Linked DNA regions of Homo sapiens: region 2 is linked to region 1. Evidence: chromatin contacts called from ENCODE Hi-C or POLR2A ChIA-PET data. All regions are on one chromosome and are shown on one strand. Each heading gives the region's core, a stretch centred on a gene start or an enhancer-like site at or near the end of the contact. The rest is flanking DNA. Distances are from core to core; before and after follow the strand shown.

Region 1 (6,085 bases), core at 992-3,491:
AAACTCACACTGCGTCTTTATTCTCTTTTCTTAAGGTCTATTGTTAACTGAAGACTCCTTGTCTTTTCAAATTCCTTCATGTGAATGGATGAGGCCAGACATCTGCCAGGATCCGCTCACATTTGCATGCAAATCAGAGACTTCGGGACACATATGGCCCTGGAGCCAATAACACTTTTACTCTAGATTTATACTGATCAAAGTGCCTTCCTGAACTTTCCACTCCTCCAGCCCTAGCTTTTAAAAATGAAATAATGAGCCTATTCCACTAACATGATTTAGATTGTCATGGCAAGACAAAACAAAACATGTTGTCTTTTAGAAAATCCTCCACGCAAAAGCCAGAGTCGGCAGCACCTGTTCCCTCACCCAATTAGAATTCCACTTTTCCTTTACGATTTAGGTTTGGGAATGAAAATACTTACGGCGGGATGGGATTTAGACTCTTAGCCTTTGCCTGTGAGCTTCAAGTGCTTCAGAACCATTTGTACCCCGGCCAGTCGTTCACTCACGGCCAGGCTCTGTTCTTGGCGCTGGGGCCGCGGCGGTGGACACGGCAAGCGAGGTCCCCTTCTCCTGGATCCGGCATCCGGGCCGAAGCGCCTGGTCCGCGTTTCCGCGCGGGCTCCCCTGGAACCGTCCCGGGACACGCGGCCCTCTCGCTGCTGGACTTTTCCCCGAGCCCCAGCTTGCCAGGCAGGGACTCCCTGGGCGGGCGGCGGGGAAGCGCCGAGTCGGCGGCCGCCCACACCCCTCTCCACGCAGCACAAAGGACACTCGCCGGCAAACTTTCCTCGCTTCTGACCCGGGCCGAGCCGGGAACTCAGCGCCAGCTCTGTTCCTGGCGGGGCTGAGGCTTCCCTCACATTCCAGGCCACCTGGCAAACGTCCTGAGGCTGCCACTCCTTCTGGGCTCAAGGCTCACGGGCTGAGGTCTGTCCCCGCGTGGAGCTCAAGGCTCACGGGCTGAGGTCTGTCCCCGCGTGGAGCTCAAGGCTCACGGGCTGAGGTCTGTCCCCGCGTGGAGCTCAAGGCTCACGGGCTGAGGTCTGTCCCCGCGTGGAGCTCAAGGCTCACGGGCTGAGGTCTGTCCCCGCGTGGAGCTCAAGGCTCACGGGCTGAGGTCTGTCCCCGCGTGGACCGCCGAGAGTTCGGTAGATCCTTCCCAAGGCTCTGACTTCAATACTTTCAGTGCCTTGTCAATTATACCCCTTGCCCCTTTCTCTTACCAAGGCCACCGCCAAGACACCCTTTTTCTTTCCTCTCCCCGTCGCCCGCCACCTTCCTTGCCCTCCTCTTGGCCCTCTTTCCAGCTCCCTGGGCCCCCTTTCCGCGCTGCTCTCCAGCCCCAGCTGCCTTCCCCGGTTCACATCCCGGCAGCCCTCCTCCCTCCCCGTCCCCGGGCACCTCCCTCCCCTGGTCGGCCCCTGAAATCCAGCAGGCTCGGCTCCGGTCACTGCCTTTTTTTGCCTGTTTCTATCTGGCCTGCCTTCCCAACTATCGCTCTCCCACACCTTTTTTTTTTTTTTTTTGGCAAGGGGGACGGGGGGAAACGGGGCACTATATTCTCGTTTCCCGACTTCGTCATTTTCCCCAGCTCCGTGAGCCGCGCCCCCTCGTCCCCCTCAGGCCCGCGATCTTACCCTGAGGTTCCCCAGACCCCGTAGGGTCTCCCACGCCACCAAGTTTGCCTCGACTTCCCCTCGCTGCCTCCCACACCTCCTGCCGCGGCGCGGCCGGCCAGGGACTTACCCCGAGGCCCAGCTGGTGGGGGTGTTGGGGTGCGCGCGGACCCGGCACCCACGGCGGCGGCGGCGGCAGCAGCAGCAGGAGGAGGAGAAAGACGAGGAGGAGGAGGAGGACTAGCTGAGCGGCGCCTCCTTCCCAGCCCGCAGCGCGCACTGGCTCCTTGGGGCACCCCCGGGAGAGCACCAAGACCGGAGACTAGGCGGCGACACAGGCAACCGCTGCTGCACGGGGCTGGGCTCAGTCGGCTCTCAGAGGCCAGGGCAGGGGGAGGCAGGACTGGGAAGGAGGGTCGGAGAAGTGGGGTGCAGAGGGCGGGGCAGCGAGCGGCCAGGTCCGGAGGAAGGCGCCCCAGGCGCCTAGGGATGCCGCCGCCCGGGCTGACGCCGTCGGCCCCTCTCCCCGCCAGGCGGGCGCTTGCAGCCGCGGGCGCACGGGCCTCGCCTCGTTCACCGGCTCGTTGCCGGCGCCCGCGGTGCGCCCCGCTTTGTGCTCCCCGCAGCCGGCGTGCACCTGGTGTAAGCAAAGGCGGTCAGCTGATGGGCCGCGCGCGGATTGGCTGCTCCGCCGTCTCCTCCCCTCCCGCCCGACCCTCTTCGCGGCCTCCCGCCCCCGCCCTCGGCGCGGCCCCGTGCTGGGCACCATCTGTGGACCGCCCAACAAAGGCGCAGCGCGGCGGGGCTCGGGTGGCCGGGCCGCGGTCGCCGCTTTTTGTCTAGGGGACGGCAGGCTGCGGCTGGGCAGGGAGGCGAAGCGCACTGCCGGTTTTTAGCAAAAGACAGACCAAAAGAAAATACACGTCCGTGCTAGGAGGCCAGCTAGGCACAATGGGGCCCCATCTCTTTGCGGCGTAGAACTCGGGCTCGGGGGCTGAGAACCAGACACAGTTCGGCCTGGGGCTGTGGGAGCCAAGTTTCGGGGTGAAATCCGACCCTGCGTCTTAAAATACAGGGCGCGTCCTCGGGCTGTGTGTGCGCGCCCGGGGGCGTCCTCCGCAGACCTGGCCCGGGCCGGTGTCCCTGCCGCGGGAAGGAGGATTCGGACGCTTAACTCAGCGGCGAAGTCGCTTCCCATTGGAGGAGGCTTTCCGAAAACGTTTCTGAAACTTTGAAATTACAGCTTTCTGATTTGTGAGGGGTGGAAGTTGTGTTTAAACAGGCGGCGAGGGACTGAGAAGGCAGTGTTAAGTGGAGGTGTCTCCGAGGAAGGGGAGGAGGGTGGGGACGGAATAGGTCTTCGGAAACTGCGCGTGAACCTGCGTCTCAGCTTCAAAGTCGCCAGCCGGAAGCAGGGCTTCAGAAAAGCCTTGGCACCCTTTATTGGGGGAATCGGCTTTAAGCGAAAGCATCATTAGCCCCTCAGTACTGAACAACTTCTGGCAGAGGAACGTGGTGACATTTCATTATGATGTCTAAACTTAGAACTTCTGGAGAATTTGGAAGGATACATTATTCGAGAATCATCCTTTGGATTCTTCAAAGCCACAGGATACATTCAATGTCAGTAACCATATTCTTGATCCCTGTAACATTTATTGGCGTTTCGCTTAGGTCTCTGATAAATGTTTGACGTCTTTGTGTGTCTTCACACTTTGTTATCCTGAAACTGTGTCATGTAGACATAAATGGTCACAGTTTGTCTTAAAAGTCTTTAGGAAAAGGTGATACTAGCACTTGGGCTAGAAGGTCGTGCAGAGCAGAGGAAGAAAAAGGCCCACTGCTGTCTACAAATGAATGGGAAGATTTAAGATCTTTCAAAGCAAGTTGAGTCTAGACCCTTGCCCAAGTTTTGTAACATGATTTTGTCTCTTTCCCCCCTTTTCATGCAGATTATCCATGGAGTTAGCATGCAGATAGCATGGAGTTTGTCTGATAGAAGTTGGGCTCTGGTGGAAGTACGGAAATTGAATGGTCAGGGAAAGATAGAATGCAGGTTTCTTAGGGAGTCTCTATTAGGTTTCCAGCCTGCCTTCCTGGGAGTGGAAGAGAGATGAGGTTGTGCCCTTCAAGGAGGAGCTTTACAGAGGTAGGTCTTGGAGGAGCAGTCGGAGCAATTAATGATGGTGAGAGTTGCTCTTGGGAGGCCAGATCTAGAACAGCCTCCAGGTTTTGGAAGAGACTTCATGAGAATGGTGTGAGTCAGGGACCAAGGTGTGAATTTTGAAACCAGGCCAACACTGCTTAGGTCCCAGCCCTGCAATTTATGAGCTGTGTCCCTAATGGCAAGTCACTTTATCTCTTTAAGGCTTAATTTCCTTGGCTCTAAAGTAGGGTTAATATCAGTACTTATCCCAAAGGATTGTGATGGTTAAGTGGGAGTAAACATGTAAAATGCTTAGGACAGTGCTTAGTATATAGTAAGCATTCAACGACAGATGTAAGCTCTAGGCATTATTAGGCAGGTATTGAAGACTAAAACAAGACATCAATTCAGACAGGTGGGATAATGATTCCGCATGTGACAGAATATCTCAAAGGCACTAGCTGCTCCAGTGGAGGAAATGGACTCTGTCTCTCCACTGTTCGATTCATTTCTTTTCAAATTAGCATATCATTTATTTAAACTAATTTCCCTCTTCCCCAAGGCAAGAGTGAGAAAGGCAGCTTTTCCCATTTCTACTTGACCACTGCATGCATTTGGTTCCAGACAGAGAGAAGAGCATTATCATTAGGAAGAAATGTGTGTCAGGGATGGGGGAAGGAATTTGGGTGAGAGGATGGGGCTTGCTGTGGACAGAAGAGGAAAAATGAGCATGACAATTATGAAAGAGTCTGAAATGTGGTGTAATTATTAGAAATTTGCTGAATTGCCTGAATTGGTAATTGGTCCAAATTTTAGAAATTACCCTTTTTTAACTCTGCAAAGGGGTTTCGGGACTGTCTTGTTAACTGACACTTAAAAGCTCCTTGTCATTGGGATGGATGAAGAGGAAACACGCATTTTTGCATCATTGGACGAAGAGGAATCAATGAACCAGCATAACCAAATCTCTTACTTGCTTCTTGCTTAAAGAGCTCAAATCCATCTGAATTACTCCTAATGAGCTCACCCAGTCCTGGGATCCTGAATTTATTAGTTAGTAAAAAAGCACTTAATAGTTATTTATTAAGGTGTGGTAGAAGACCTTGGAATTTTTGAAGGAGAACGGAATTGGAGACAAGAGCCCAAGAGTTCCCAGGAGAGCAAGGTCTTATTGTTGATGTAAAGAGTTCTTGCCCCTCGATTGGCTGTGTTGAGACACTACAAACCCCTCTGGATTCCCCTACCAGCCCCTTGAGGTTCTTTAGCTTTGGTTTGAAGGAACATTATCATTGGTGTTAGCCTAATTGTACTGATCTATGTGGTAAATGAGGAAAAAAAAGAAAGATGAAACTTCAGAAGACAGTCGTATTTGAATAATCTTTAGAAGAACATCTGTATTTTGAAAAGAAAATTATCATATGCCTCTTAAAACTGCAATTTTTCAAAGTTGAAAATATGTCTCTCTCTAATTGAAATATTAATAGAGTACCGGTAGTCAGAGTTCTTTCCAATTTCTGAACTGAAATTATGATTTTAAAACAACCACCACCAAGCTCTTAGAGGGTGATGACTGTAGCTTAAAATTTTGTGACTATTGTGATCATTGTTAACTTTCATACCAAATGTATTGTTTCTCTAAGAATTTTTGACAATGAGTGGGTTTACTACATATACGTAGTTCCTGTTCTTCTCGGGTTTTGTTTGTTTGTTTGTTTGTTTACTGCATATGAAACATCCCAACACAAAAAAGGGATTAATTGACGTTTCTGTAATTAAAACTAGTTTTTGCATTTAAGCTTAAAAATTTGACATAGAACTAAAGTGACCAACCATCTTAGTTTGCCTGGGAATCTCCAGGTTTTAGTCCTAAAAATCTCAACATCTCAGGTCACACCTTAGTCTTGGATAAACCAAGATGGTGGGCGGTTCTAAATAGAACTAACATTAATAGGTTTATGGTGCTGTTACAATTTTAGTTGAGTTGCAGCTTTGCAGATATATCAAATAATGTTTTATTCCTGACTGAATAAAGGGTCCTGTTTCCACTTGTAGAACTTAGTTGTTGCAGAGATGTTGACAGTCATTGTATTGGTCCATTTTCATACTGCTATGAAGAAATACCCAAGACTGGGTAATTTATAAAGAAAAAGAGATTTAATGGACTCATAGTTCCCATGGCTAGGGAGGCCTCACAATCATGGCAGAAGGCAAAGGAGGAACACAGGCACATCTTACATGGCAGCAGGCAAGAGACCATGTGCAGGAGAACTGCCCCTTAGAAAACCATCAGATCTTGAGACTTATTCACTATCATGAG
Region 2 (6,085 bases), core at 1,810-4,309, 1.4 Mb before region 1:
CTTTGGCCTCCTCAAAGACAACAAAGGTTTACCAACCAACGGGCCTACCCAGCTCAGGGCACAACCCTTCCCTAATGCCATCCCCACCTCCTCAATACTTCTAAAACCCTCTTTCCAATAACACATCTGTCTCAAAGCAACCTGACCTTAACTTACGCATAACCAAACCAATGCATAACCAAACCAAAACACTCATCGGCAGCCTTCATCCTGAAATAAAGGCCAACAGCACACATGATACCACAAAGACCAGCAAGTTAAATCAACCACCACCTCACTTTGCTGGGAAGGGATTCTTAAGGTTCTCCAGAAGCGCTTTTAAGGTTCATTAAGAAAAACATTAAAATGTCATCAACTCACTCTCCAAACCGTCATATTCTCAAATGAAAGTGTTATCACAATTCCCCGTTAAACTGTTTTCAACTTCAGTCCACCTGATAAAAGGTAATCTGAGAAACAGTCTGTGAGCAGGAATAAAGGCACTTATTGGAAGTGCTCTCTCCCTTCTTGTAATACCAAGAGCACTAGTGGAAAAGCACAAATTAAGATCCAAAATATGTACACATACTATGATTGCAACTATGTAAAACATGCATAGACATATGGGTAGGAACTAGTGGCAAAAATAAATTTAAAATAGCTGGTGGGATTTTATGATATTTTTCAAACTTTAATGATGTTGATTTAAAAAGAAAAAACATCAAAGCATGATGTAGGCTGACAACAAAAAAAAGACCACAATTAAATGAAGTTTATCCCCCCCCCCAAAAAAAAAACTAAGAAAGAAAATACATTTATAGGTATAAAGTCCCCTCTAGTTAAGTGAGCCAAATAATTCATTCATTTCTTAAAATCTGGAAAGACCATGGCCGGGAGCGGTGGCTCACGCCTGTAATCCCAGCACTTTGGGAGGCCCAGGCGGGTGGATCACGAGGTCAGGAGATGAGACCATCCTGGCTAATACGGTGAAACCCCGTCTCTACTAAAAATACAAAAAATTAGCCGGGCGTGGTGGCACGAGTCTGTAGTCCCAGCTACTCGGGAGGCTGAGGCAGGAGAATCACTTTAACCACAGAGGCGGAGGTTGCAGTGAGCGGAGATCGCGCCACTGCACTCCAGCCTGGGCGACAAAGCGAGACTCCGTCTCAAAAAACAAACAAAAAATCTGGAAAGGCCAAATACTTTTTTTTCAAAATTTAATATTTTTTCTCAAAAAAATTGAGATAGAAAATACACTTATACGTATAAACGCTATGGTTAAGCAAGAAAAACTCATCGGTTTCCTAGAATTTTGAAAAGGCTCAGTCCTTTGAATTTAGCTTGGGATGTCCCCTTGCTTCGGTAGAAATCATGCTCTCAAACTGCAATTTAAAACATAAATGTGTAAATAACCACACCATTTTAAAAACCCAACTCCGTTTAGTCTATAGGCTTCCTTATCAGAACCTAAGGACTGGACTCCACTGCTTTCCTCCAGGTGAAGGAAAATGCTTGCCCCAGACGGTGCCAAGACACTGAGCAAACCAACTCCTCCACTCCCATCCAGGGGAGGGGAGTCAACTATTTGGACTAACAGGGTCTATGGCAATGCACATTCCTTCCCTACAGGTAAGAGGTCCTTAGCTGGGTGTACTGCCCTCTTGGACTTTGATGTCAACAGTGGTGACCCTTGGAGCTCAGCCTTTGCAAACAAGGCTGGTGAACAGGGAAGACTGCCTGACCTTCCCGGACAACCACGCCACCAGAGGCGGGGGATTTATAGACAGATCGTACAGGGCGATGACGTTGACAGTCAATCTGGCATCCAGTGAATTTCACCTCAAGTATCTGGACCCCAAAAGTGGGCCACATAGCTTCCCTCCCCACCACCTAACTATCCTCAGCCTAAGAAGCAGCCCCTGTGAAGGAGAGGCTGTAACCCCGTTCTGCCTCAAACTCAATGGACGGCTTTGGAGAAGTCAACTATAGGCTTTTTACATAGAAAAGACGTGGGTGTGGCAATGTGATAGAGGTGGGGGTGCGAGGTAAAGGCTTGTTCTGAGGCTGCGTTTACACGGGGGGCATGATGGAGATTTCATTTAGAGTTTATGCTCATCCGGAGGAAGGGGTCGGATGGAAGTGGAAAGCCCTCCAAGCCAGCCCTTGGCACTGCCACTGTCCCTTCTGGTCCTGGACCTCAGTATCCTCACGCGTAAGACACTGAGCTGGACAGCAGTTCTGAAGTTTGGAGATTCCGGGAGAATCAGGAGAGGAAGGCCACCGGCCCACCCCGCACCCTCAAGCTCGGGGGTCTTCACAGGGACTCACACGGGACAGGGCGCGGGAGCGCTGCCCGGGACCCTAACGGCCCTGGCGCCCTCGGGGGCCCCGGAGGACAGAGGGCTGCACCCCGGCGCGGAGGGCGGAAGGAAGCGCGTGGGCGCGCGGCCCCGGGCGGCGGGGGCTACTCACGGGTCCCCGCGGTCGGGCCCACGGCCGCGGCAGTGGATGGGGTTGAGCTCGTCCTGGGGGAAGGCGTGAGCCATGTAGTTGTCGTAGCCAAAGACGAACATGCCCCGTGCCAGGTCGCGCATCTGGGCACGCAGCTGCGGAGGGAAGGCGCCGCTGTAGCGCTTCTCGTACTCGTCCGGGCCGCGGCCCCGGCCGCCCAGCACGTAGCCCCAGTTGGCTGGGCCGCACATCCCCGGCCCAGGACGCCGCGGAGCCTTGCGCGGGCTCTGCGCTGCCCCGGTCCCCGGCGGCTGCAGCCACGACGGCCCGGATACCCCCCCAGGCCGGCCCACGGGCCCCGAGGTGGGCGACGCGGGGCCGTCGGGGCTCCTCAGACGCTGGAAGCCGAAGCTGAGCGGAAAGCGCTGGTAGAAGCCCATGCTGGGCCCCAGCCCGAAGACGAGCCACAATACTCCATGGAGGCCAAGCCGGAGGAGCACCAGCCCCAGGACGAGCGCTCGCCATTGCATGGTCGCGCGGGCGCCGCGGGCATTATTTTAAAGCGCGGGGGCCTCCCCGCCGACCACCGCACCCCGCGCTCGCCCCGTAGCCCGGCTCGCTTCCCCTTTAAGGAACTCCCCCGTGACGCACCAGGAACTAGCCCATCGTCCCCAACCCCCAGGCTCTCCGGCGGGCCGGCCAGGCCCCACGGTCGCCCGCCCAGTGGCCCGGGATTGGCCCGGCCTGGGCCCGGCCTCGCGGGGCGCGGCCCAGGACTCCCTCCCACGCAGTAGGCCGCCAGGACGTCCGCGACGCCCCGAGGCCCCGCCCCTCACCCGGGCCCCGCCCCAACTCCCAAGCCCCGCCCCCCTGGGCGGTCCGTAGCCCGATGGGCTGGCGTGGCGAGCAGGAGCCGCGCCGGCCCGCGAGGGAACTTCCAGCCAATGGGAGAGCGGCACGGCAGCGCCCGCCGGACGCTGGACACAGACGTGACCCCAGACCGCCTGGCCTTGGGTGGATCGGGTCTCTGGGCAGAGCGTGTGTCCGGCAGAGCTAGGACCGGAAAAAGCCACTCTAGGTCTAGGTTAGGAGTGATGACAGTTAAAAGATATATAAGGAAAAGAAGGAAAGGATCGTTTCTGTATAAAACGAGCTATTTTTGCATATCGAGCGCATAAGTTTTATAACTTAGGTGTCTGTTTATGGAGAGGGTGGGATACTACCTTTTAGCTCAAGGAGTGCACAAAACGGTATCATGAATTCTGCTCTTTTGATTCAAACACCCAACTTTGAAGAATCGCTCATGGTGCTTGTAAAACACGTATCCCCAGATCCCTCCCTAGACCTATCGAACAACTCCAACGGTCTCGGGAATGTGCGTGTAAGTACTCTTGGACAGTTCTTAGAAACTGGAAGTTTCAGGAAATACAAAGTTATGTTATATTGCTTTTGTCTCGGAAATAGGATTTTTTTAAAAGGGGGGGGCGGGTTGGGGGTGGGAATGAAGGCTCCCACCACCACCAAATTATTTACCAGATATATCTAAACATGTCTTCTCCTGTCCCTCCCATCCTACCATCTCTCCTGTGCACCCGCAATTAGTGACCTAACCTTTGAGGTGTGGGGTAGATTCCCAGTTAAATAACTTTACCCCTCTGTATCTACTTCCTATAATTAAGAAGATTGCAAATGTTAGCTCTAAAGGGCTATGGCTTTCACATAAAGATTCAATGGTTTAGGCGCTTATTTATTTTGCTTGCTGCATTTGGAGTTGGCTGTAAGTTTTGCCCTCCCTAAGTTTAGACCCTATGCCTGTTTCATCAGGGTTTCTGAAAAGCTTGGGAAGCAAGACCTGACTAGACCCCCAAATCTGATATTGGCTGAATGGCCGACCAATGGAGTGCATAAGAAGGTAAGTTGTCATGTGGCACTCTCATCACATTTTCAGGGTAGAGGACTTTCTGAAATACAGAGGAGGTGTAAGGGGAACTAAGAAAACACTTGATTACAGCACATGGTAGCTGGCACATAGGAAGGTCCTTACTGTTGGCTGAGCCTTGTTCTTTCCCAACATTGAGACATCGAGAGCAGCCCAAGCAGCAAAAAGATTACGAAGACAGCTTGAGCCAGGGTCTTTAGACTACACAGCTTCTGCTTTTTCCCCTCTGTGAAGGATGCCTAGGGACTGTGCTGGCAGCCCAGCTCCAGCCCTTGATCCTGAACTTCTGCCTTCCTGGAACTTGCAAACTGAATGTGAATATTCAGTTGCATGTTGCATGTTTCCTTCCGGGGCTACTTTATTGCAAATTTTAACTTAAATTTGACCTGGTTAACTGCAGGCCACATTGAGGACAGCTTCTGTCTTGATGTTAGAGAAAAACTCTTATAAAAATAAATCTTTTAATAACCAGAGAAAACCATCCAACTCCTGAAAGATGCTTTTCATAGTAAAACTGATGGTTTTCAAAACACTTTGACATGTGTGCTTATTTAATCTTCATAGAAAACTGTAAAGCTTATTCCACAAGCCATAATGGAAGAAATCAGGTTGGGGGCTCAATTCTCAGAGCCTGTTGGCTCTAGGCAGAAAGGGAGTTACTACACTTTAGGGCAATTTGCACTTCAAATAGCTGGCCCTTGAGCAGACAGGTCCCTCTGCTCTTTCCAAGCCACCCAAAAGCAATAGTTTTGACATTAGTGCCCTGCAAGGCATAGCCTAGGCATTAGGGTCTAGGTTCAGAAAGTGTTTCCTTCTGGAATGAAACTGAAATGAAAGAAATGGGTTATTTTGTGCTAGTCCTTTCGATTAGGACTCTCCTTAAGCTAAATGTACTGATAAGATTGGGACAACACCCATACCCAATCAGAAAACTCCAGTCTTGAAAATCAACTCTTTAAGATAAACAGTTTGATTTGTGACAGGTTTTCCGGTAATCTCACAAGCGCATCAGGGACTGATAAAAAAGGAAAGGAGGCACTTTTTCAGTGTAAAAATGGCTTTACTCTGGGGAATGCAAAGAGATGACAACTAAGAACTCACATTCAGAAGTCAGGTGTTCAAATCGTAGCTCTGCCCTAAGAGTGACCTTGGGAAGTTACTTTTCTAGGACTTGTTTCCTCATCCATAAAATGGGTGAGTGATGAGGACAATGTTTATCACAGTTGTGATTACATCATATATATATATAAAGTACTTACAACCGTGCTACATAGTGAGACCTATTAATACTTTTCAACTCTGAAACTTTTAAAACTAGCACCCGGCTGGGCGTGGTGGCTCACACCTGTAATCCCAGAACTTTGGGAGGCCAAGGCAGGCAGATCACTTAAGGTCCGGAGTTCAAGACCAACCTGGCCAAAATGATGAAACCCCATCTCTACTAAAAATACAACTACCCGGGCGTGGTGGTGGGCGTCTGTAATCCCAGATACTCAGGAGGCTGAGGCACGAGAATCACTTGAATCCAGGAGGCAGAGGTTGCAGTGAGCTGAGATAGCGCCACCACACTCCATTCTGGGCAAGAGAGTGAGACTGCGTCTCAAAAAAAAAAAAGTATTTCAAAAGCAGAGGTTTTGCAAAGCTGAAGGCCTAAAAAAAAGTATATAATTACAGTTCAAACTTATTTGATGGGCACAAATCCAAGTTTGTCAACAT

The links. Hi-C counts contacts between places; a loop is a spot of excess contacts on that map. ChIA-PET counts read pairs that join two places held with the same protein, here RNA polymerase II (POLR2A). Pooled maps may share reads with other maps.
Region 2: a loop to region 1 is called in a map of CD8-positive, alpha-beta T cell, with 19 times the contacts of the local background. The contact joins the promoter of EDEM1 here to the promoter of LRRN1 in region 1. A Hi-C loop is called at or near these places in 1 of 168 maps with a recorded cell type or tissue (CD8-positive, alpha-beta T cell) and 5 of 50 pooled maps. POLR2A ChIA-PET finds 5 or more read pairs at or near these places in 1 of 52 experiments (activated CD8-positive, alpha-beta T cell).

What each region holds. Positions count from the first base shown.
Region 1 is chr3:3,795,587-3,801,671 of GRCh38, reverse strand. LRRN1 (leucine rich repeat neuronal 1) reads right to left here and starts at 2,241. Exons shown (of 2, transcript NM_020873.7): 1 at 1,753-2,241. It overlaps LOC100130207 (a long non-coding RNA gene), which reads left to right and starts at 797. Exons shown (of 6, transcript NR_149025.1): 1 at 797-971. RefSeq lists silencers at 1,921-2,030, 2,171-2,260, 2,271-2,340.
Region 2 is chr3:5,184,681-5,190,765 of GRCh38, reverse strand. It overlaps EDEM1 (ER degradation enhancing alpha-mannosidase like protein 1), which reads right to left and starts at 3,059. Exons shown (of 12, transcript NM_014674.3): 1 at 2,452-3,059. The coding sequence starts at 2,960. RefSeq lists silencers at 954-1,073, 2,271-2,560, 2,611-2,780, 3,021-3,430 and enhancers at 2,071-2,120, 4,542-4,601.